Linked DNA regions of Mus musculus: all the other regions are linked to region 1. A link is a loop called in an ENCODE intact Hi-C map of the cell type or tissue named here. Cell type or tissue: heart. All regions are shown on one strand. Links, peaks and the distances in the headings refer to the core of each region. The heading gives the core; the rest is flanking DNA.

Evidence for each region. A loop is a pair of places that touch in the nucleus more often than their neighbours do. Peaks named below come from ENCODE experiments on the same cell type or tissue, not always from the same donor. Only the 100,000 strongest peaks of a DNase experiment are listed, where the experiment ranks them.
Region 2: a loop joins it to region 1, with 1.9 times the contacts of the local background. A loop is called at or near these places in 2 of 42 quality-filtered maps.
Region 3: a loop joins it to region 1, with 2.1 times the contacts of the local background. A loop is called at or near these places in 2 of 42 quality-filtered maps.

The regions. Positions count from the first base shown.
Region 1 is chr3:85,884,645-85,892,920 of GRCm38, forward strand. It overlaps Glt28d2 (glycosyltransferase 28 domain containing 2), which reads right to left and starts at 2,874. Exons shown (of 2, transcript NM_177130.3): 1 at 2,483-2,874. In heart, for the core only: a CTCF peak has its summit at 3,929; DNase peaks (open chromatin) are centred at 2,177, 2,947 and 3,877; H3K4me3 peaks cover 2,187 bases; H3K27ac peaks cover 1,708 bases.
Region 2 is chr3:85,810,510-85,818,785 of GRCm38, forward strand. No RefSeq gene overlaps it. Among named protein-coding and RNA genes, the nearest start is that of Fam160a1, 68 kb to the left of the region's middle. In heart, for the core only: no CTCF peak of the experiment used is centred there; DNase peaks (open chromatin) are centred at 2,822 and 3,922; H3K27ac peaks cover 545 bases.
Region 3 is chr3:85,822,833-85,831,108 of GRCm38, forward strand. No RefSeq gene overlaps it. Among named protein-coding and RNA genes, the nearest start is that of Glt28d2, 61 kb to the right of the region's middle. In heart, for the core only: no CTCF peak of the experiment used is centred there; a DNase peak (open chromatin) is centred at 4,709.

The DNA of each region.
Region 1 (8,276 bases), core at 1,292-6,291:
AAATCCCCTCAGAATTCTGTTCCTACAAGATCCTGTTTCAAAAAATAAGGTGAAGGATACCAAGAAAAACACCTAACATTGTCCTCTGACTTCCAAAACACATATACACACACACACACACCTTCTAATAAATAAATAAAGTAAAATCCCATTTTAACATCCAAAAGCTTCATGAATTGTAACAGGGGAAAAAAATCGAAGTCTGCCCCATAAGTCAAAAATCTTAAATTCAAGTCTCAGTGCACTACTATTCCCAGAACCTGGGTATGTCCTAAACAATTCTCTTTACAACTCTGAGCCTCATCTGTTTTCCTCCTGTGTAGTCTAGGTACGTACGATGTACTGACTGGAAGGTGTTCACATTACACTGCTTAAATATGGCCGCCTGAAAGCACTTGTCAATCGTGACACTGTAGAAAGGTTTGTCTCTGTTAGTGTTTTATCCAAGAGATCCATAAACAAGTTCCTTGGAGTTCTGCTCACTCTTCCAACACCATTCCTCTACTAACCATGGCTTGGAATTCAGTGAGAATAAAGATGAAGTAGCTGTAAACTGAGCGTCAAAGCCAGAGCCCGAGGGTCTGCCCTTTGGACAGGCCTGTGGACAAGCGCACAGAGAATGAAGCTCAAGTTTCTACGAAGAGATCAGAGATGGTCAGTTTGTAATATTTCCACACAGGAGGGATATTCTTCATCAAATTCTCCTCTAAAAGCAACAGAAGATGTCACCGGGGAATAGAGTGCTTCCCTAGCAAGCATGAGGCACTGACCTTAAAACCTTGTAGAAAAAAAAAAAAGTAACATAAGCTAACAATTTTACTCCCCAGCTTCTCTGTTCACCCCCACCTTGCTGCATACATTTGTGCATTTGTTTCTTGGTTTATAGCTATTGACTCTTAGAGTCCTGCTAGGGGAAGAACTTCACAGAAAGAGCTCTGAACCAAACCTAGGAGGTACAGAACTATCCAGCAGTTAGAAACAAGAAAAAGCTAGCTGGGCAGGTGAGCCTAAATGACTACACCACTCTCAACCATTCTAGATCCACCTCAGCAATGCCAGCCTCTCTTGCCTTTCCTCCCATGTAATTTAATCTTATTCCTAAGACTATAAGACAAACGGCATACGAGACCTCAAACTTAACTTGTATCAAAGCAAAGATGGATAAAATTCTTATCAGTGTCATGAGAAAGAATTTGCTGGTATTCAAAGAAATCAGTCTTTATCTGAGAAATAAAGCCAACCTGTCTACCATATTGGACTGAATCTCTCACCCAGTTTCTTTCCCAAGACCACTGACATTATCCAAATGAGGACATTGGCTGGGGTCCATTAGGTCCAGGCAGCTTCACACCAGGTGCATCTTCACACCAGGTGCACAAGAGAGGTCAGGCAGGTACATTAAGGACAGGAAATCTTCCCCTTGCTAATCAACAGGATAAAGGTGATTAAGCAGGAATTATTTTTCAATGACCTATATAATTTCATCAGAGCTGCTATGGCTATTAGCTGAAAGCAGCTGACTTCCTAATGAGATGAACTTGATAGCAGGGCCCTCCCAGAGCAGCCCACAGAGTAGTAGGCCCCATCTAAAGAAAGCAACAATTGGTCTGCCATCTCCCCCGCCCACCCCACCCCCTTCCTCCTCCTGAGAACAGCCTGTCTTCATTTGGAGCTCTTTTCTCTTAAAGGAGGGGATGTGGTACCCCCTGCGCCTGGATGGCTAGGGCTGCAATACCTGTAGAATAGTTGACAGCTGATCTGTCAAGTACAGGAGGCTAAAGCCAACCTGGGCTAATTCTCAGCACCCACTCACAGGAGTCCCAAAACTCCAAGCAAACACAGTAGCTGTCACCCCCAACACCTCACCCACCCGAGCTTGAAATAAAACAATAGCTAGCTAACCTCGCAGGAGTGGGGTTAACAAGGGAGCTTTGTTGAAACCAGGGAAAACAAGCACACACACACGCGCACATACATACATATACACACACTGATAACCATAACTCAAACTCAGTTTCATCAGAGAATTTATGAAATTGAGCAACAGTAACCCAACAATAAATTCCTCACAGCAGGAAAGTGCTGCAAGCCCAGTGGCACCGCCTCTGACTCTGGTGTATGCCAGGAAAGGTTTGGAGAGGAAGACAGACCTAGATCTCATCGTCTCTGCCAATTATTCCTGGGGGACCCAGGCGCTGCGACCCAAGGGACTGAGAAAAGAGGTGGAGAGCCTGATGACATCTTCCTCCGTCAAAACAAGCTGGCCTTCTTCTTCCAGGGTCAGTCCTGAGTAACGTCGCCTGCAGGAGCCCCCAGCGTCCCGGGTAGTCACTGGACTTCCCCAGCCGTCCTACCAGTCCTCTCTCCAAAACCTGCTCCTGCCACCCAGCAGGATGCAGGAAGGAGGTTCTCGGGACAGTCTCTTCCTCCTCCAACACCCTAAAATAAAATAAAAGCAAGCCTTCAAGCACAGATTTCTTACCTGCGTGCGGCCGCGGATCCTCCTGCTACGCAGTGTCCCCTAGACAGTCAGAAAGTTTGTGCGACGGTCCCGGGTGCGGGAGAACAACCGAGCCTCCAGCGCACAGGGCACAACAGAGGACTGAGCCGGCTCCTCTGGGCCTAACACCCAACTCCAGGCGCCCGGGCAGCTGCCCTCGGGCGTCTGGGCGCGGTGACCTCCAGCCCTGGCTTCAACTCAGTCTGAGGACCCGGGGACAAATCACCCAGCTAGAGAAGGTCGGGGCACAACTTTTCTCCAGCACGTCAGCGGGTGACGGAGCTTCGCAGGTCTCGGGCTGGTCCCCGCCCCACAGCCCGCACCCTCCGAGGCAGGGAGGTGGCAGGGGCGGGGCCCAACCTGCCGAGCGACTCAGGGGCCCCGCCCCCAGGGCCTCCACCGCCTCCGACCCCGCCCCCAGTAAGCCCCGCCCTGTCGCCCAGACCCGCCTCCGCCAGGTGCTCGGGAGACTCGAATTGCGCGACTACAGCGCGCACCGGTTTCCTAGGTGAAGGGGGCGGGGCCTCTGCGAGAAAGTTTCCACCGAAACTTGAACTGGAGCGTTGTGGAGGACGCCTCGCCCTTGGGGGCTCGCCTCTCTGGCGAACTTCATCCCTCCTCCCGCGTCACGCCTGACAGGCAGGCACGCCCGGCTGGTTTCTAGGGTTTTCTGAGGAAAGGAAGCTGCACACCGCGACGCGCGGACGTCTTAGATTTCCCACTTCCAGAAGGTTTGAGTGCGGAGCCGTACGCATCGCCCCACGCGGATTCCCTTCGCCTGGTCTCGTCTTCCTGAGATATTTGAACTTTAACATGACAGGACAGTCCCAGTAGATCTGAGGCAAAAGATGAACGTGATCTCCTTTTACTGGACTGGAAAACTCGCCTGAATGAACAGGAGGCCATTTGGTTCCAGCAAGGAAGCAAAGAGTTGCAGTTTTGCAGTTTAGTTTCTTAGGGGTAATTTTAGTCGTTCGGACCTTATTTGTGAGCTTGAGGGTATTGCATAGGTGTGTGTCGTTCATTCACTGGCAACTGTCCCCACTGCCACCCTACCTCCAGCCAAAAAGAAAGGGCTGTTAAATGAATAGTCCTTAGCAAGGATGAAAGTTCGCAACTCGGAGCTCAGGAGAATGGAGAACAGCAGGGAGGTGGTGGCCCTTTGGCACTGTGTGGTACATTATCCTCTTCCAGGGCCCAACCCTCGACCTGGGGCGACCTTTGCCTAAGGACTGAGAACAGCATGCCACGCCAGCTCTCCCCTTCAGTCTCCACGCCCTATGTGCTTGGACGGTCTGTCCAGGCTCTGCTTCCTGTACTTTAAATCCCATAGGAGGAATTTGAATCTTGGTTAGCGGCTCTCTTGCTATTTGCATTGCCCTGTGGTTAGTGTGGCTGAAACTTGAATTGAGTCCTCCTCCCAGCGGATGGGGCTACACCACAGTCTGAGAAAACGGATGTGGAGGTTTTCCACCACAGCATCCTACTGGCGCCTCACCAAATCCTGCTTCTGAGGAAGAGTCTTCCTTTGTTCTGCATGAATGACCTCCGGAGATAACCAAAATCGGGCAGATCTAGTTTTCTAATTTTCCTTGCACCCATAGCAACTGGATGGTACAAACTTCATGCTTTCTCCTACTATCTGTACATCACCACCACCACCACCACCACCACCATGCCCGAATCACCAACTTTCGCTTTTGCCGCCTGAAGATAAAAAAAAAATGGTTCCTGAATATAAATCGGGGGTAGGGGGGACGGAATAAGAGAGCAGGGTTTTGCGAACAGCAGGTCACAGGTCTGCTCTGCCTTTGGAATATGGGCAAATCATTCCTTTACTCAGCAAATACCCATTGGGTAACTTTTGTTTGTCAAGCACTCTTGGGGGGCTGAAGAACAAAAACATTAACAGTCTCAACAATTATAAAATAAGCATTTTCTCAAATGTCATGAGCACCCACAGTGGTGTGCTTTACTGTCACAGGGCCAAAGCAAATGGGCAATTGATAATGAACTGTAAACCAAAATGAACCTTCCCTCTTTTTAAGTTGACATAAGTATTTTGTTACAGTAATAAAAGGTCAAATAATACAATTAGTAATATGTTAGCCTTTCAAAATAGATTTTTCCTTCCCAGTGTTATTCCTGTATACTCTCTTTGGCTGAACTATATACATAATATTAAGACACTGAAATTAGACTTCTTTATTGAAGAAGCCAAACATTCCTCACTCTTCCTGCTTTTACTCCCATTTGTAAATGCAGTTATATAAAGTTTTACCTTGTGTTTCTAAATTTGTTCCATTTTAAATGCCAGAAATTTTGAGTTAAATGTAAAAGGGAAAGTAATGTTCCTCCATTAACAAATTCTGCTGGGCGGTGGTGATGCACGCCTTTAATCCCAGCACTTGGGAGGCAGAGGCAGGAGGATTTCTGTGTTCGAGGCCAGCCTGGTCTACAGTGAGTTCCAGGACAGCCAGGGCTACACAGAGAAACCCTGTCTCAAAAAAAAAAAAAAAAATTAACAAATCCAGACACACTCTCACACAATCTTATTCAAAGAGCTCATTAGATTATCGACCTTAACATCCATATGAAGAAGTAGAGAAATGCCGTCATCTCTGACTAAGGACCCTAAAGTGCAGCAAAGAGAAGCATTGTCCTGGGTGCCTTGAAATCGAAACTAAAAGGACAGGAAAACATTGCCATCCATAGAGTAAATGTAAATTTGTATTATCTTCTAGAGTTGAGCTCAGTAACAAACGCTGTACATCCTGTTAGAATAATAATCATCCTGCCAAGAAATTGTCCTAACAAACAAACAGAGCAAAAGGGTTGTTTTTTGATGATTTCAATTCCTATGGGAATAATTAAGTGGTGAGGCTCCACTTCACTAGTAAGACAAGGTATACTTTTTCTTAAACTCTTCTAGCATCTTCCTATCCTGTACTTGAATCATCATAGCCCAGGCTATCCATTCAAGTTCCAGGCCTATATTTTCCATTTCTGTGACCCTAATCAAATAAATTCAAGTCTTGTGTTTTAACTTTCTCTTTGAGAAGAGGTAATGATTGTATTTATTTCACTGTGTTGTGACAATATATTTTCACTTCTGAACACAGTTCAGACAGTATAATAAGCAGCCACTAAACATTTTGTTTTCCAGGCAATTTCTAGAAATTTATCAAAAGAAATCATTGTAAATATGTATTATTGGTGGGAAAATTTCATAAACAACTCTCCAATAGGAACTAAGTAAGTTTTGTCCTAACCAGATTTAGTCTACCAAATAGCATGCTCTCAGGATTATGTTTTTAAGTACCTTTAGATCTACAATATACTTATGCAAGTTGTTTGGGGTACTTTCCCTTGGGGGCAGATAGAACCTGGTACAGGATATATTCATAAGAAAATAGGAGGCCTTTTGATGAATTTCATCATTAGCCATAGGTGTATATGGTCAGAAAAAAAAAAAAAAAAAAAACTCTGAAGAGCTCCAGGCTAAAATGTTAACATCGATCACCTAGAAGTACCAGGAGGGTGAGAGATTTTCTTCTTTATACTTGCCTTCCTTTTCCCAACTTTCTATAATGAGCATGTATTGCTTTTATAAGATCATTTTATTCTGGGGAAGTTTTTTTGGTTTTGTTGTTGTTTTGTTTTTTGGTTGATTAGGCAGTTTGGTTTGGTGGTGGTTGTTGTTGTTGTTGTTGTTATTGTTTTTTAAAGTCCCTCTATGATATAGCTTTGGCTGGCTTGTCACTATGTAGATCATGCTGGCCTTAAACTCAAGAGATTCACCTGCCTCTGCCTCTACCTAAGTGCTGTGTTTCAAAGGTGTGGGCTGTAGCATGTAATTTTTAAAAAACCCAGTGCCTCGGCCCATGTTATACTCCAAGATCAGCTACCTGCCCACCTGATTCTCAGTGGATGGAAAACACCAGACATCCTTAATATTTTAGAACTAGCCAGATAGCAAGACTGCTGGGGGGAATCTATTGCCCTAAACTCATCAGCTATCCTATATTAGAATTCTGCTGGTGGTGGAAGCTGCCATGGGTTCTAGTTGCCCCCAGGCTTTACATTGCACATGTCTTCCTCTCCTCAAAGCCTGGCCAAAAGCCCTCTTTATCTAGCCCCCTCCTCTTCCTCCAGGGACCCGGAAATCCCACCTTATCTTCTTTACCCAACGTTTGGCTTCCACCATCTTTATTGACACAATCAAGAGCCAATTAAGGAAACACCTCCACCTACAGTGGACCACCATGCCTGATATTAATTTTATCTTTAAAATAAACTGGATTAAAGGAATAACAGTCACACAGAGCTACCACCTCATATTCATTATTAGCGTTAGTGAGCATGTAAGATGGTTTTGCTGTATGGAAAACAGTGCTGAAGATCTTCACAATATTAAAAATAAGAGTACTATATGATCCAACACTCTCATTCTGGGTGTGTATCCAAAAGGTTTAAAAATAGCATCTCACAGAGATATGAGTACTCCCACACTCAGAACAGCATATTACCAATTATCAACAGGATGAAGCCAGCAGGTCCAGCATTTCTCCTGATCAGTTGTTGCCTCCTCCTTAGGGTAGCCTGCTTCCAGACATGAGTCAGTGCAAATAATGAAAGTTCTGCCAAACCCCTGCAGGGGCTGTGCCAGCGCCACACTTCCCTCCCAGCAGCTGAAGCCTCTGTGAAAACTCCACCACCTAGTTTGTTTCCTTTAATCCTCCATATGAATGGATTCCAAGATCTGATAAACTGTCCTGAAGTCCTTTGAGTTTGTTTTCCAGAGAGCCTAGCCTCCAGTGTTTATGAAAGAAATTTTCTTTTCTTGGTGTTCTATATTTTCTTGCATATTTGACATTTATGTTTAATATAGTCAGAACTTATGTTATAGGAAATGGGAATGAATCTCTTATATTTTCTTCTTATTTCCAATATCTAATTCTAAATAATTCATAATTTCTTCACAGACTTGTGGCATCCAGCCCCTGTACATCAGCCTCCGTGTGTACACAGGTCTGTCTAACTTTGTATTTTGCTCCCTTGACCTAAAGACTTCAACTGCTTTGTTTTGCTTTCTAAAATTGCCCTGAAATATTTGCCAGATACAATTCATTCTATTGGTTTCACTCCAAAAATCTCTCAAAGTTTTATTAGAATTAGACTGATCTGTAAATTAATTTTAGAGGAATTAAATAGTTTACATTTAAATCAGCCCATCTGTTAACATGGTATTTTTGCTTTATTTATTTGGCTGTTTTCTAATGTCCTTTAATAGAAATGAATCTGGATGGGGCGGGCATGCTGGGAATGAAAGCCCAGGTCTTGTGCATGTTCCACCAGCACTCCAGCTCCGAGCTGGACACCCAGACTTCTTAGTTCTTTATTAACTTAATTTATGGATGTCGTGTGATTTTTCTTGACATTAGAATGCCATTTCCTACTTTTTTGCTTTCCTTCCCCCCCCCCCACAACTTTTCTTTCTTAGACAAGCTCTTGCTATGCAGCCTTGGCTGGCCTAGTCTGAAACTCACAGACAGATTCTTGTGCCTCTTTCTCCCAAGGATGAAAAGTATGTACCACCATGCCTAGCCGTTTTCTAATATAGAGCAATACAATTTATCTATTCTGATAAGTTATTTGGGTGTCCTGGTGAACTCTTTTTACGATTCTAATTGTTAGTTAAATTTTGAAAGCATCAACAGATCCCTTTCCTCCCAAATTTTAAATAATAGTAGAGAATTACTTTTTTATTTTTTCA
Region 2 (8,276 bases), core at 1,881-6,880, 74 kb before region 1:
ATGAGGACAAGAATCATAGAATAATAGCCCAGCATAGTAGCACAGAGAGCTGGGGGCAGTGCAACCTGAAAGTCAACGAAGAGCTCAACTCCAAGGAGAGTCTAGTCCCACACTTATTTTACTTGGAAGAAAAATAGTCCCCTAATCTGTTTAGTCATTGATTCTGATGGTTACTTACAGGTGAGCCTAATCCTAGCCTGACACATCACCTACTAGATGCTTTAGTAAGATAAAAGCATATATAAGTGCCAGTCATTATTTCACTCATTTAAATACTCCCTAATTCTCTCATACAGTCGATAACATTGAGCATCTGTACTGGGTGACAAAAACTCAGAAATAAATAAGACCCAGCACCAAGTCTAAAAGAGACAACTAGGCAACTAAAACAATATTTAACAAGCCCTAGGACATGGAAAGAATGGGGCCTGGCTGCATGTCAGAAAACCCTACTCCCAAATGTGAAGAAGTCAATGGAATGGATTCGAGAAGGCTTCCCAAGGTGATGGACAAGCTCAGAGGGAAGAGAGGGAAAGTGTGCTTCAGGAAGGCAAGGTCAACCACAGAGGCCGAAACACAGCTTGGCAGAGGTGGGATGGAGCAGCTTTCTGCTGGGGACCCACGAAAGTATAGGCTATGTTTCCTCAGCTAGACTAGATAACGAATTCCTTTATTATATTTTCATTACAATAAGGACGAAAATAGTCAAAGACTAATCAAAACCCATCATTTCTCCTTAATTTCCTACCCCTCTGAGTGTCCAGTATCACTAAGGAGTTACTGACTCTCTTGCAGCTCTCTGCCTTATGGTGTGGTTCTTAACCATCTGGAGCCCCAGAATTGGTAGGGCTTTCTCACAATGAAGTAGCCTCTAGAGAAAGTCTGCTGTCTGCCGTCTGCCTTATGGATAACTGACAGTACAAGAACTGGGCTGGTTTAAAAAAAAAAAAAAGTGTGTGCAGATCACATTTAACACTAGGAAGAATAATAACATTGAATGTTTAAAAACCAGAGTGGGGTATGAATGGGAAGGGTCATTAGTTATAGTGGTAGAGGCAGGGGTGATGGAGAACCAGTCTATGAATCCTTACAATGAAATGCAGAGATGGACACACAGTTTAAGGAAGATGAAATCAAAAGGTTCAATCAGGCAAGCAGGAATGAGAAGGTGAAGAGTAAGCCTGGATTTCTAGCCTTGTCACCTGTGCTGGCTAGTTTTATGTCAAGTTGACATAAGCTATAGTCACCTGAGAGGAACTTCAACTGAGAAAATGCCTCTATAAGACTGAGCTGCAGACAAGTCTTTAGGGCAGTTTCTTAATTAGTGATTGATGGAAGAGGGCCCAGTCCAATGCGGGCATGGTTGCCCCAGTCCTGGGTTCTATAAGAAAGCAGGCTGAGCAAGCCATGAGGAGTAAGTCAGTAAGCAGCACTCCTGCATGGCCTCCATCAGCTCCTACCTACAGGTTCTGTCCTATTTGAGTTCCTGTCCTGACTTCCTTCGGTGATGAGCTATGATGTAGAAGTGTGAGCCAAGTAAAGCCTTTTCTCCCCAGGTTGCTTTTGGTCATCGTGTTTCATTACAGCAATAAGAATCCTAGCTAGTACAACACCTATAAGAGAAGAAAGAAGCACATGGGAGTTACACCCTGTGCTCTGCAGAAACAGTCTGGCTTGAATCCTGCCTCCACTGATAGCTCTGTGGCCTCAGGAAAACAGCTTGACTGTATGTGCGTTGGTTCCCTGCCCTGCAGAGTAATGGCAAAGATAACAGAATTTATCTTGGGATTTGCAGAAGAGTTACCAAAAGCTTCTAAACACTGGTTTGTAACAAGGGAGATGCCAAGAAAATGTTAGAAACACTAGGCTGATAGATGGCGGCGCCTCTTGCTGAGTTGAGAGATTGACAGGGCCACAGATCCAGGCGAGGACAATGGCTCTGGTTCTAGATTGGATCAGCTAGTAGGTGCCTGGGAGGAGGGACCGAGCTGTGGGAATGGGACATAACTTGATACAGACTAGTGTCGGGGTGGCATCCAAAGGAGGATATAGCAGACACAAAGAAATGCGTACAGAAAAAGAACTTGGAGGCTCCCATAGGCAAAATGTTGGGGGCTGGGAGTGTAGGTCAGTGGTGGAATATATTTTTATCATGTGTGAGGCCCTGGAGTCTGTCCACAGTTCAAACTACAGAAGAGACCGAAGCTTAGGAAGTTCCTCTAGTCAAGGGATGGACAGAGGGAAAAGAGTGAAAGACAAGAGAAAGACATGCAAACACCAATCCCAGTAAGAATACACTTAAAGACTTTTTTAAAAAAAGTTAGTACTATTGAGATGAAGGAGGCATCACTCTAAGGAAGCCTCATAGAGACCCCACACAGCTGGGCAGTGAGGGGTGGGGCTCCCTGGAACCACTGTTTAAATGATCTGTATGAACTACCCAGAGCAAATGCTTAGGAAACTTCTAAGTTTACAAGCTAAAAAACTCTTTTCACAGAGAAACTGTGGAGGATAAGCCTCAGGAAAACCTTAAAAAAAAAAAAAAAGAGTAATCTGAGTAGATTTGAAAAAAAAAAATCAAACTTTTCAAGGAAAGAAATCAAACACGGTTGGCTTTTATGAAAAAGAGTCCAAATTGCTGTTTGCAAATAAAGTTCTGGCCCCTGGGTTTCTGTTACCAAGCCCAAAGAAGCCATTTAGACTGCCTTGGCTCTGGAGCTGGAGAAGATAGATAGCTGCCTAGTCTAGACCACAGCTATGAGAACTATTTTGGAGAGCTGACTGGACTGCTGATAACTGGGTCACCTGAAACCAGCCAAACTGCTGGCAGAGCATGAGGTCAGAGGTCACTGAGTCCCAAGGCCCTTTGAGGGGAAGTGTTTGTTTTTGTTTTCATTGATGGGTTTAGTGTTGTGTTTTTGTTTAAGGGGGTGATTTGGGTAAGCATGTGAACAAGCTCTGAAAGGCTGAGAACCCCTAATCCACCTGCTCAGGGGACCAAGGGCAGGAACAGGTGTGACTTCAGCAACAGCACAGAGCTATCAATAGGTCTAGGGCCAGGCTCCAACCTGCCCTGGAATCAGCAGGGTGGCTCATTAACACAAACTGGACTCTGCCCTAGGGGCTTCTGACTTAACCCCAAAATATACATCTCTAACAAGTTCCCAGTAAGGATGATGGGGCTCAAACGAGGCCACTGTATAGAAAACTCCTGTCATGGAGATGTTAGAGTTGTTTTCTAAGTGTGACAGGAACACTCACATGCCCAAAAGATAAGGTATTTCAAAAACTATGCTGAAAATAAAACAGGTGCCAGGTGTGGTGGCTCACACGTGTAATCCCAGCACTTGGACTTCCATGAGTTCAAGGTTACCCTGAGCAAGTGAGTGAAATCCTGTCTCAAAACAAACAGACAAAAACCCAGAAAAGTAAACAGCACACATAATCAAACATAAATGTTCTAAACTATTAAGGTCTCTTAGACGAGACTTTCAATGCTAGGAACAAACCAAACAACAGGGAATGAAATTATGAAGTTCATAAACTGTATGAAGAGACAAAGGTGGCTAAACAAACAAATACACTTCAGGCACAAAAGAAGATTCAAACCTAAGAGATTATAAAGAGGTATGTGGAAATAAAAATGTTTAAACTTCAGACTTTTAGTTTTCGAGTTTTTTACTTGTTTGTTTGGTTTTTGGTTTTGTTTGTTTTGTTTTTAATGTCGCTACCTGACTGCCCAACCATAACTCATTTTGGAAGATCCTTTAGTGTTATTTACTTAGAAAACTCTAGTCCCGAACAACTCTTGAAGACAGATTGTTGTTGGAAATCATCTTTTGCAGTGGCCTCCCACTGGTTCTCACAGAGCCTGAGAACCCTCAGAGGCCTTCCCATCACCCACTCTGCGTGACTCACATCCCCAGCATGCTAGCACCACGGCTGCATTCCAAGGCCGCTCTTACTGCTACTCTCTTATTTAGACAGCTCTTAACCCTCAAATAGTGTATTCAAATATGTAATTCTCTCTCAACAGCTCGGAATATCTGTAATTGCCCCTGTCTGCCTGCTATTTGTCTTACTGTTCTGAGAACATCCCAAGTTCATAACAGATGAATTCTGCGGACGGCACCTCCTCAGGACACCCCGTGTGTGTTATGCTGTGCTGTCTGGATGCGTTAAAGTCCATTTCAGATCAATTTACCATTTGTGTTCCTGCTGTGCACCTTCAGTGTCTGTGATCTTTTCCTCCCAAGACATGCATGTGAATGTTAGATCCCTTCATTATCCAAGTCACTGTTACTCCTACAACATATGCTGGTCCCTCTGACTTCTAGGTATCCCACCAGACTTTATGTCTTATATATTATAATATTTGCTCTTATATCTCATATTCTCTTTGTAGCTCCCAATGTCCTCCTGACCTTGACCAAAAAAATCAAAAACAAAACACTTCATTTCTAAAAGTACAATACTTAGTATAACCATTAAAACAAAACAAAAACAAACAAAAAACAAAACACACTATTAAGAATCATTCTTTCAAAAAAAAAATTGCCTACTGGATCCAAGAGGCAAGAACAGGTTCCAAACAATGTTTATGCAGGTGAACTGCTGGGGAGGGATCCAGAGTTTGGACAGGATTCCTGGGTGCCCAGTCTTTACCGTCATGATGTTGAGTCCACTTAGACCCTGGAAACTAGCACTTTAAACCATCAGAGGATAACAGAAGATAGACTTGCAGGGATAACATGAAAACAGTTTCCTACCAAAGCGGCAGCTTCATTTCATGTTAATATTTCCTTTCATTTGAAGGGCTTGAAGCATTCACAAGATCTCAGGACAGCAGAAAGAAAACATCTTGTCTTTCCAGAGCATAAGCACAGCCCAACCTCAGCATGTTACTGAGAGATGCCGCCCTGGATGCTCAGTATGGCACAGCATGGGTTCCAGGGGCCTTCGCTGCCACCCTGTTAGTCTCTGCCCTAGATTTACTAAGCCATTTGGAAAGTAGATGCTTAATACAACTTAATATGTGGCATCTAGATGAGAAATTTATATGCCTATTTACATCCAGGAAAAAACATTTCCGTTTCTAATGTAGCCATAAAGTTCAAATGTTTTATTCAATCTTATCCAAATATATCTTTAATTTGACCTTATAAGTTATTCAGAAATACAATCTTTGTCAAAATAACATGATAAATTACAGCACTCAAAGCAGAAATCAAGTAAATAACTATTAAGCAGATATGTCTAGGTATATATACATGTATATGCACTCACACACACACACATATGTGTGTGTATATATATATATATGTATATATATACATATATACATATGCATGCATGCATACATACATGCACACATACACATAGAAGTTTGGTTTTGTCCTTTACGAGGTGTCGATGTTTGGTGACACTGATAAAATGCTGATTCCCATCCCTCATCATGAAGGAATCTAATAATCTGAACTGTAAGTGTGTGAAGGATTGAACCCAGGACCTCATCCATGCTAAGCATTCTCTAGACTACCAGCCCTGTAATTTGAAACTTAAAATGTGTATTTTAACAAGCACTCTGATAACGTTTTGAGAAACATTCCAGAACACCTGCAGGGAGTCACTTATGAGAGGCAAATTAAAAAGGCTGAGAGGTATACAGCATAAGAGAGTTTGGATATCATCTTGTTTAACCTGATTAATAAAGTAACATTTCTGTAACCATGACAGATTGATTGATCTTAATAAGAAGGAACAACAATATTTATAAGACAAATAAATAATGTTTCTCTGTAAATGACATGGCCTAATCACTTTTTTTTAACAATATCATCACTGTTTAACCACACACTCCCTTCTAGGGCTTCAATTACACACAGAAACAACAAAAAGGAAAACTATTTGCCTTATATTATTTCTTCTTTTTGGTTTTAGTCAACATAAATAGTGTTTCTACTTAGCCAAAAGCATTTCTCTTGTTTCTCAAATACAGTGCCACAGTGCTGACAGATGCCTCCACAGAAAACAGGATGCCTAAGAGGATGTCATGGGGCAGGTGGGGGGTGGAGGGAGAATGGGGTGGCGGGGTGCAGAAGGCATTCCCAAAGAAATGTTTTGTAAATATTTGAGTAGAAAATAGCGTATAAATTCTCAAAAATTCTGTTTTGAACGTGATAATGTTCACCTGGATATACAGATATATTCAAGTAGAGCTGATTTAAAAACTAGTTTATTAAATATAACTGGATGCATACCAATATTAACCCCACAAAGATCCTAGTTTGCTTCCTGTTGCTATGATAAGGACCATGACCAAAAAGCCACTTGGAGAGGAAGTTTTATTTCATCTTACAGCTTACAGTCTACCAACTAAGGGAAGCCAAGGCAGGAACCCACAGGCAGAAACTGAAGCAGAGACCACAGAAAAGCACTGCTTACAGATCCGCTCCATGGCTTGTTTTTCTTCTAAACTGAAGGATCACCTACAACAGCTGGTGCTACTCACCGTGGGCTGGGTCCTGCCACATCAATCATTAAGCAAGAATATGCCCCATGGGCCAGGCTGTTTTGATGAAAGCAATTCCTCAGCTGAGGTTCCCCCTCCCAGGTGACTCCCAACAGACTCAAACTAACAAGCGCAGTAAGAAAAACATTACCTGTGAATGCTTTCTTCAGTAGCACACTGTTGGGTTGTATTTGTTTGCTTCACCTTTCAGAGGAACGCAGACTTCTTTAACATTTGGTTCTGTCCAGAAACCACCAGAAGACTCAAAAATCTACAGAAAGGAAGGAAATGCCTCATCATCGCTAATAATAAATTACAAATACAAGCCTACATTCCTTCTATTTGTGTACTGGGTGAGGTGTCCTTAGGTCACATTTGTTTTTTATCATAAAAATAAAAACATATGGGGAAGCCTCAGAGACATTGTCATTGTTCTTGGTGGCCTCCCTGAACTAGACAGTAAGACCCCATTGCTGTAGACACCACACCTTGTGATGGCAGGACATTGAGAAAGTAAGCTAAAACTGAGCTGCAAGCTTCCTCCCTGCTGGCTGTCTTTCATAGCATCAGAAGATGCTATGCAGGCACTGAGGTAAAAAGACATCAATAATCTTATCCAGTGGAGGATCCTATGAACTACAGTACTGACCTGCCAATAAGAGATGCCCACTAGTGCAATAATGGCATGATGTAGATAAAGGTAACCAACTGCTTTCTAATTGGATTAGGGACCCTTTCCATGGGAGGAAAATGATCCCTGGTTCTGCAAACCTACTCAAAAGCCCATGGCTGGGGAGGTAACAGGCTTAGTATAGGAGAACATACTATTGTTGTTCTCCTACATGGACATGTTGTCAAATGGTCTTCAAATATTTATGTTTATACCTGTCTTTCTTACTTTTTCATGTTGCTATGATAACATACCCTGGCCAAAGCAACCTAAGGCAGAAAGAAAGGGTTTTATTTTGGCTTACAGTTTCAGGATATAATCTATTATGGCCAGAAAGTCACAGACCAACTAGTATCAAGAGGCTAACTGGTCACACTGCGTGCATAGTCAAGAAGCAGAAAGCAATGATTGTGCTCAGCTCACTGTTTCTTCTTATAGTCTAGATTCCCAGGCCAGGGAATGATGCTACCCACAGTGGATGAGTCTTCCACTTCAATTAACCTCGTGCAAATAATTCCCACAGGCAAGCCCAGAAGTATCTCTCTCAGGAGATTCTAGAACAAGTTGATAACTAAGATTATCCATTCCAACATCCATAGGTCCGAGATGTTCCCTTTTGTAGTGGTCAATGGTTAATGCAGAGACTCATAACTGGTAAACAAGCTGATGATGAGTGTTGAGTGTTTCACCCTAAATGAGACATCTATCTCTATAACCCTCATCCGAGGCTCAGAGAACATTCTGAAAGAAGATGCAAACAGATATAGATGTAGAGAGGTGCTATGAACTGCTGTCTCCTAGACATGGCATGACCACTGCACTCAAGATCAGAGAAGCTGTGGTTACCTATTCAAGACTTGCAACAATAACAGCAGCAACAACAACACTCTGAGTCCATCAACATTCCACTGTGGATGAATAAAGGGCTCGTGAGGCTCAGTAGGAGAAATAGGCAATTCATGACTGCTGAGAACTGGAAGCCAGTTTTCTTCAGTGCTATAGCCACTATTGAGTTCACAGTTCAATTAGGAACCCCATGCGCACGCTCACAGAAGCAGCCCTAATACTTTTTTTAAGTCATGAAGGTAGTTAGGG
Region 3 (8,276 bases), core at 2,197-7,196, 61 kb before region 1:
TCTATGGTCTGTGTTGACACCTGAAATGATGCCGATGTCTATGGCTCATGCTGTCAACAAAACCATGTGTAAGTCCCCCTCTGTGCTGCTGCTGACTATAAAGGGCAAGCAAGTTTCTTTTACAATGGCATCAATGACTTCAGACTCACAGTTGAGACACACAGAAGGCTTCTGTGCCAACCTCTCTCCCGCAACACCCCATACACACAAAAAGAAACAGTCTAGACAGGAAACCATTGAAGAGCGCTCTGAAAAACTGGGATGGAGATGTTGAAGTGTAGCTCTTCACAACTGATGGCTTCTGGTTGGGATAGGGGTGGGAAAGGACTCAGTTTTCTTTAAGGGGCTGGCCACTGGGAGTTTGACCATGCTCCAGTGAGTATTAGATTTGGTAGTTTTTTTCTTTTCTTCCTCTTCTGCTTTGGGGGAGGTCACAAGGGTGGGAGCATCACCTGGGTGGTCTGGGAAGTGAATGTGATAGGGGTGCAGTAGGTGAAATGTCCAAATAATCAATAAAAATATTATACCAGAAATAATAAATCAAGAGTACTGATTTTTAAGTCATTTATTAAATGATGTTTCTACAGAGTAAACAGAACTCTGTGTGTCACTTATTCATTCAAAATAGTTTATGTTTCATTGGTGATTATTAGAATAGAAAGCATTCTCCTGGTTTGCTTCCTATTACTGTGAAAAAAAAATCATGACCAAAGCAACTTGGGAAGAAAAGAGTTTCTTTGGCTTACATGTCCCCATGATAGTCTACCACTGAAGGAAGCCAAAACAGGAACTCAGGCAAGGTAGGAACCCAAAGGCAGGAACTGAAGCAGAGACTACAGAGAAACACTACATACTGGCTTGCTCTCAATAGCTCATAAAGCTAGCTTTTGTATAACACCTACAACTACCTGCCCAGGGATGGCACCACATCAGTCACTGAGCAAGAAAATGGCCCCACAGACTTGTCTACTTACCAGTCTGATAGGGGCATTTTCTCAGTTGGAGCCCCTCTTCCTAGATGACCCCAGCTTGTGTTAACTTTACAAAAACTGTAACCAGTACAAACATACTGATTGATTTAAAAATAAAAACAAAGTAAAATTCAAGAATTAAAGTAATATTTCCAATATGACAGCTCTTCATGTTCCTTTTCAAAAGTTACTATTTAGGGCTGGAGAGGTGGCTCTGCAGTTAGGAGCACTGGCTGAGAACCTGGGTCCCATTCCCATGTGGGCAAGGCCACTTACAACTGTCTGTAATTCTGGTTCCAGGGATCTGATGCCTTCTTTTGGCCTCCTTGAGCACCCAGTAGGCACATAGTGCATAGATATACATGCAGCCAAAACCCCCATACATATAAATTTTCTTTTAAGTTACTGTTTAAAATGTATGATCAAATGAATTTTGGAAGTGCTGTATTCTGTATATGCTTCCTGTAAGGTGCAGGAGAAAAAGCTTAATTTTGTTCAATCCAGAGTTCCGATGCTTTCAGGAGGTTTTCATTTGCAGAACTTGTATTGTCAGTTACCAGGAAACACACTTCAGGAAATGTATTCCTGGATGAATCACCTGAGTGTGAGTTCCATTACACAATACTTATAGTCAAACAGCCCTCCTCTTCTACTTGTGAGGCAAAGGAGCCTTGTGGGTAAAATGAAAACTAACCACCTTTTTCCCCTAAGGAGAATATGACTGTCTTCAGCTAGCAAAATTATTCTCCCCAGAAGCTGTCACTGGCTTTATATGTAAATAAAACATTTTGGCCAAGTCCACGTATGTTGGCACACACCTTAACCCAGCTTCATGGCTAGTCCAGCTCCACAGTGAGACTTTGTCTCCAACAAACAAATTCCGCACGTATACTTTTACACAAATAAACATACTAGACACAATGCTTTGTACCTCACATTTTTCCCAAGCAGCATATACTGACAATACGTTTTTTTTTGTTGTTGTTGTTGTTTTTTTTGTTGGTTTTTTTTTTTTTTTTTTTTTTTTTTTTTTGAGACAGGGTTTCTCTGTGTAGTCCTGGCTGTCTTACAAGTCGCTACCTAGAAATGTTGAGTGGCGTTTTGTGACTGTGGCCTTTCTAATGTTCATCTGTACTATAATGGATTTACTAGGAATCGCATGGCTCTTTCCAATCTTCAACCACCATCAACACTTCTACAGGGAGCATCTTCTTATATAAGTCGTTTCATCATGCATGTCAAATGTATTTATGTAGCTTTTGACAGAATATATTAGTGTAATATATCTAGGACAACTTGTACCTTGAATAAATTCCTAAAATGGAAACTCCTAGCCTAAGGAATATGGCTTTTTATCATGTTGTAAATTTTGCTAACTAAACTGCCCACTAAAGAGATGCTCCTGTTTGGAGTTCATGCTGTCTCTAGACCTTACAAAACTTTATTTACTGTCCATCTAACCACAATGAAGTTATGACACACACATCTTCTAGGATGAGTAAAGTTACTCATTTCTCCAAATGTTTAAAGGCACTATTGTTTCCCTTCCTGTAGACTAATTTTGTGCCCTCTGTACATTTTTCCCACCAGACTCTTGTGATTTTCTAACACAGCTATAGGAGTTCTTTCCTATAAAAACTGGCTCCTTCAGATAGGAAATGAAAAGCAAATATTGTCTCCAGCTTTTTTATTCATAGCTGGTGTAGATTTGGTTCAGGGTTTGTTGTACTGTTTTGTTCTGCTTTTTAAAAAATAAATAAATCTTTTTAATGACTTGTTTTTATTTAATGTGCATTGGTATTTTGCCTACATATATGCCTACATGGGGTGTTAAATCCCATGGAACTGAAGCTGCAGACAGTTGTGAGCTGACATGTAGGTGCTGATAATTAAACCTGGGTCCTCTAGCAGAGGAGCCATTACTCTTAATCACTGAGCTACCTTTCCAACCCTGTTGTGTTGGGTTTTTATAACTACAATTGCAGTTGCAAAACTCTCGCCTTTCTCAGTTGTATGAGAAAGGTCATATGTACTCTAAAATTATAAAATAATTTCCCAATCTTCTTCTGTAACCTAGTTAATTTTTTAATTTTCTATTAAAAAATAGGTGGATTTGGGCTGAATGTTTGAGGTACTTTTCCACCAGATAATAATCTGATTATCTTACTACTACAGATGCATTAAAACATCTTCTCCCATAGATTTGTGATACCACCTTTATCCTATGACAAATAAAGCATGTGGTAATGTCAGAGTTTCCGTTACTCTAACCTAAAGCTAGACTTTAATCTCTCACGTCATTCCTAGCTATTTGTACTTACTTCCCCAAGTGAGCAGACAATAGCTTGTTGGATGCTCTAAGTAACCTTCATGATATTCTTTATTAAACTGACATGAAACACACAGATATTTAAGGAATACTGGCATCTCCATATCCAGGAAAATGACAGCCTTTCTAACTTTCATCTCTATGCAACTCTCAGGTGTATTAATGCCTTCATATACAGCACATGTACTGTGTAAGTTCATGCTCCAATTTGTGTGTGTGTGTGTGTGTGTGTGTGTGTGTGTGTGTGTCTGCACATGACACAGCATATATGTAGAGGTCAGAAGACAACTTTGTTGAGTCCTTTCACCTTTCTGTGGGTTCCAGACAGTGAGCACAGGCTGACAGGCTCCCACGGCAGCAGCATTACCTGGAGGACCTGGAGGTCTCACAAGTCCACATAAGCTCATCCTTAAGCATTTTATTCTTTTTTTTTCCCTCCGAGACAGGGTTTCTCTGTGTTGCTCTGGCTGTCCTGGAACTCACTCTGTAGACCAGGCTGGCCTCGAACTCAGAAATCCTCCTGCCTCTGCCTCCCGAGTGCTGGGGTTAAAGGCACGCGCTACCACGCCCAGCTTTATTTTATTCTTTTTCATGATAACGGTTTTACTTCTTAAATCTTCTCACTGGCTATTGTAGCATATTTGGAAGCTATGGGTGTTGACCCCTCATTTGCCAGCAAGCTACTGTTTTTATCTAATTCTTTGTAATTGGTTTTTCACTTGATTGTGTTAAAATCTTATATCCCATTATTTGAAAGTAGTAATTAATTATATTTTTCTGTGTTTTATGCCTTTATAACATTTGTTTTGGTTTGGTTTTGTTTGTTTGTTTTTCAGCTTGTCCAGAGGCACTGGCTTGTGATTTTAAAACACTACTGGTAAATGGTGAGGATGCTATATTATCCTTACATGGTATTGAATTTAATAGCAATGCTCTCAAACTTCTTTGTAAGTCTTTAGGGGTTAAAATGAAAATAACTTACATTCCTGGGATATTATCCTATTATGTCTTGAGGTCTTTCTGTTTTTAACAAAATCAACAATAAACAATGAATTTTATCAAATGGCTCTACCATAAAAATAATCAGATTTTTATAATAAATAAGTCATGTCATTAATAAACTTTATAGTATTACATATTCTTGCATTCTTAAACCTCACTTTCTATGGTGCTTTATTCTTTCTAAGTATACAAAGTACATGTTTTAAATGTTACCTCACTCATTTTCCTAAGCAGCCTTCAAGACCGGGTCCTCCTATCCTGCATGCTCTGCCCACAATCAGCCAAACTGTCTCCGTATGTGTCAAGGTTGTTCTTGGCTCAGAGAATAAGCTGCACCTGCCATACACACTGTTCCCTGACTGACTGTCCCCAGATGCCCCTACACCATTCCTCTTTGTGTCTCTGTTCTGTTCATATGTGACCTCATCCCAGAGGCCTTTCCTGTCTGCTCCCCAACAAACGCCTTTTGGTTAGGTTTCACTCTACCCTAACTCTGGCTGATTTTGTCTGCAGCCCAGTCACCACCTCCCATGTATTCGCAGGTGGAAAACGTATATGTCACAAGACTAAATTGTGCCCAGCATGAAGCCAGCCTCAAGGACACAGTTTAGCTGCTTGTCCCTTGCTCTCCCTCCCCAGCATGAAAAACAGGCTCAACACTTTAAAAAAAAAAAAAACAAAAAAAAAACAAAAAAAACTCTTAGTACTCATTGTATGTGCCAATGAAAAGGAACGAATAAGATCCTGACGCTTAGAAGGCTTGCTAAATGAAATCCCACAATGGCAAAGCTGCCTCTGCAGCTCTAGACTAACTTTGCATTCTTTCCCTTAGCCATTAAAACAAATGATGCGTGATTATAGGTCATGGAGAGTGGGCGTACAGTCTTAGAACTACTAAACCATCACTGACTGAGCCAGAGCAGAGCTGGGCAGACAGGCCATGTACGAGTGAGGAAAACCCATCAGCAGATGATTCCAAAGACCTCTTGCAAATTACAGGCATCGTGTTAAGTTGGCTCTCTTCCCAACACCCATGATCCTCATAGCAAGAAAAATAACATAAAGCTGAGAGCATCCATGCACGTCTTCAAACATCCAAGAGAAAAAAGTGAATATTTTAGAACCAAGTGACTGGGAAACGTGTTCACTGTTGGGGACACAAACTAGAACTCCGGCTTCCCAGAAGGCTTAGTGAGCTCCATTACGCCAGTGCTGACACTGAGGACCAAAAGTACATCTGTCTGTCTGTCTGTCTGTTTTTCAAAACAGGGTTTCCCTGAGTGATAAAGCCCTGGATCTCCTGGACTCACTTTGTAGATCAGGCTGACCTTGAACTCACAGAGACCCACCTGCCTCTGCCCCTCAAGTGCTGAATTAAGGTATGTGTCACCACACCCAGTTTGGACCTAATTTTTAATTAACTATTAACTCATTTAAAGATGACTTTGTTTTGGTTTCAACAGCCAAGTTAGAATTGGGTCCTCTTCATGGGTGCTTTGGTTAATTTTGGTTCTCTTTCATTCTTTCCTCAAAGCAACTTTAGCCTAAAAAAAAGAAAATTGCACAAATTTCCATGAATGATCCTGAACAGTATCTTTATAATTTGTTTTCAGAATTTAATCAAACTTCATATTTTAGAGTGGCACGGCTGATGTAACATGGCAACATGTCACATTTAATTCCATCGGCATAAAGCATAATGAGCAGAGATTGAGCCAGTGAGGCATAGCTGAATGTTTGAACCCATGAATTTAAAAAGGTATGGCCCATTTGTGGTATTTCTAAACAGTAAATATATCATTTTCCAACGTTTCACTATCAAATTACAGTAGTTTTTCTTCTGGCACTCAAAAGGAAAAACCACAAAAAGACTCTTCTAATACTTTCTTCTTACTGGCTCCTAGTCAAAGGTAAATGGAGGGCAGTAAAATTAATGGGAAATATATTCAATTACTTAAAATGCATCAACCAAAAGAAAACCTGTTTTCGAGCTGCATTATGAGCTGTGAGATTACATCAGCTCCACTTAATCTTCAATTGCAATGGCAGATAACAAAACTGAGGGCTGGGCATGTGACTAAGCTCCTCCTCTGCAGAGCCTGACTCTTCCGTCTCAGGTTCTCACCTGGGTCAAAGCCAGGGAGACACGTGTCCCTTAGCCTTTTCCCTTCTGGTGTCACAGATGTAGACTTTCCCACCCGGGAGGAGGCAGGTTCCAGGGCACCCAGCCACTTTCTATTCTCTGAAGACACTCTGTGGCTGTTCCTTGACTTTCTCACCCACCAAGATGGTGAGGCAGGAAAGGATCTTTCTGTATGGCTGAGAGGTGCTCCTGGGTGTGTCTGTCCTTTAAGTCTGCATACAGCGTGAGTGACAACAGAAAACTGAGATCTAAAAGTTTAAATTTCACTGTGAAAATTATATTCTAACACTTACCTCAAATTTTCAAAGGAATAAGATTATTAAACTAAAGTCGATTTTTTTTACACTTAATGGGCCAAAGAAGAACTTTTAAAGCGATGTTTTAAAGATATCATTCATTAAATTAGGGGTATGACAGTTAAACCGATTCAGAAACACCTTAGCATTTGGAAGTAGGGGATCCAAACAGCATTTGCTTTTTTTTTAAGCTAGTCTTAAATTTTTAAAAAAGCAATTGAGAAAAACCTTCCTGAAACTCAGCTTATGAAGCCCTGTATTTGATTCCCAATACCACATAGACCAGCTGTGGGAGTGCACATCTGTAATCCCATCGCTTTGAAGGTAGAGGCAGGAGTTCACAGTCATACTTAGCTTCATGAGGAGTTCAATGCCAGCCTGAGCTACATGCGGCCTTGAAGAAATAGTGGGTTGGGAAGAAGGACGAGGAAGGAAATGGAGAAAAACACAGAGGAAAGTAGTTTCTCTGTGCTGATTAGCACTATCATGTTGTCCTCTAAGGGTTCTAGAGATATAACTATCACTTAGACCATCCCTCATTTACCTCCATCAGGGGAAAAGAGATTGTTACTATCATTGGCAAATGGGAAGAGATTTAGCAATGAGAGGAATAGACAGGATCCAAGTGTGAGGAAACCTCGGAGGAAAGGATATTAAGGGTAGCCTATCTCTGGCTTGGGCTTCTCGGATGAGAGAGAGGTAAATCATACTACAGGCAAGGAAACAGATAATATAAGACTAATCTGAGGATATTTGGAGTCTACTCTGCTGTGGCCATGCACGCCACAGACTTACAGGAACTTACGGGCTTGGTAAACTCACTCTACTGTTCAAAAGTACCTTACACACATCAAGCGAGGACTGGGCTATTTTATAATCCCAACAAAGCACATCTATTTGTGCCTTTCAATCATGGAAGCAGGAGATGTTCATGGCTGAAAGTGGCTGACAAATCCCAACTTCTCTAACACGCAAAACATTAAAATAATGAAAAGAAGCTGTTACAAAAAAATTTTTTAATTAATTTTTTTAATAAAAAAAAGAAGTCATGAACGTGAGAGGGTGTAAAGGAAAGGAGAGCCAGAGAGATGAAAGAGAGAGAAGGGGGAATGGGGAGATGTAAACACAGAATTCACGTATGAAATTATCAAAACAAATACAAAACTGAAAACAAAAACCAAGTGTTGGAAAGATAGCTCAGTGGATAAAAGCAACTCCCTGAGCTTTGAGAGGACCAGAGTCTGGTTCCCAGCATCTGTGGCAGGCAGCTTACAACTGTCTGTGACTCCAGCTTCAGGAGACCTGACACCCACGTCCAGCCCACATACAACATGCACTCACACAGACACATATACATGTGAATAAATAACAATAAATCTTTAAAAACAAGCAAACAAGAGTCACAGGTCGTCTTTGCTTTCTATTGCTGTGATGAACACTATGAGCTAAAGCACCTTGGGGAGAAAGGGTCTGTTTCATCTCCCTGTCACAGTGAGAGAGGTCATCAGAGCAGGAACTCAAGGCAGGACTCTGGA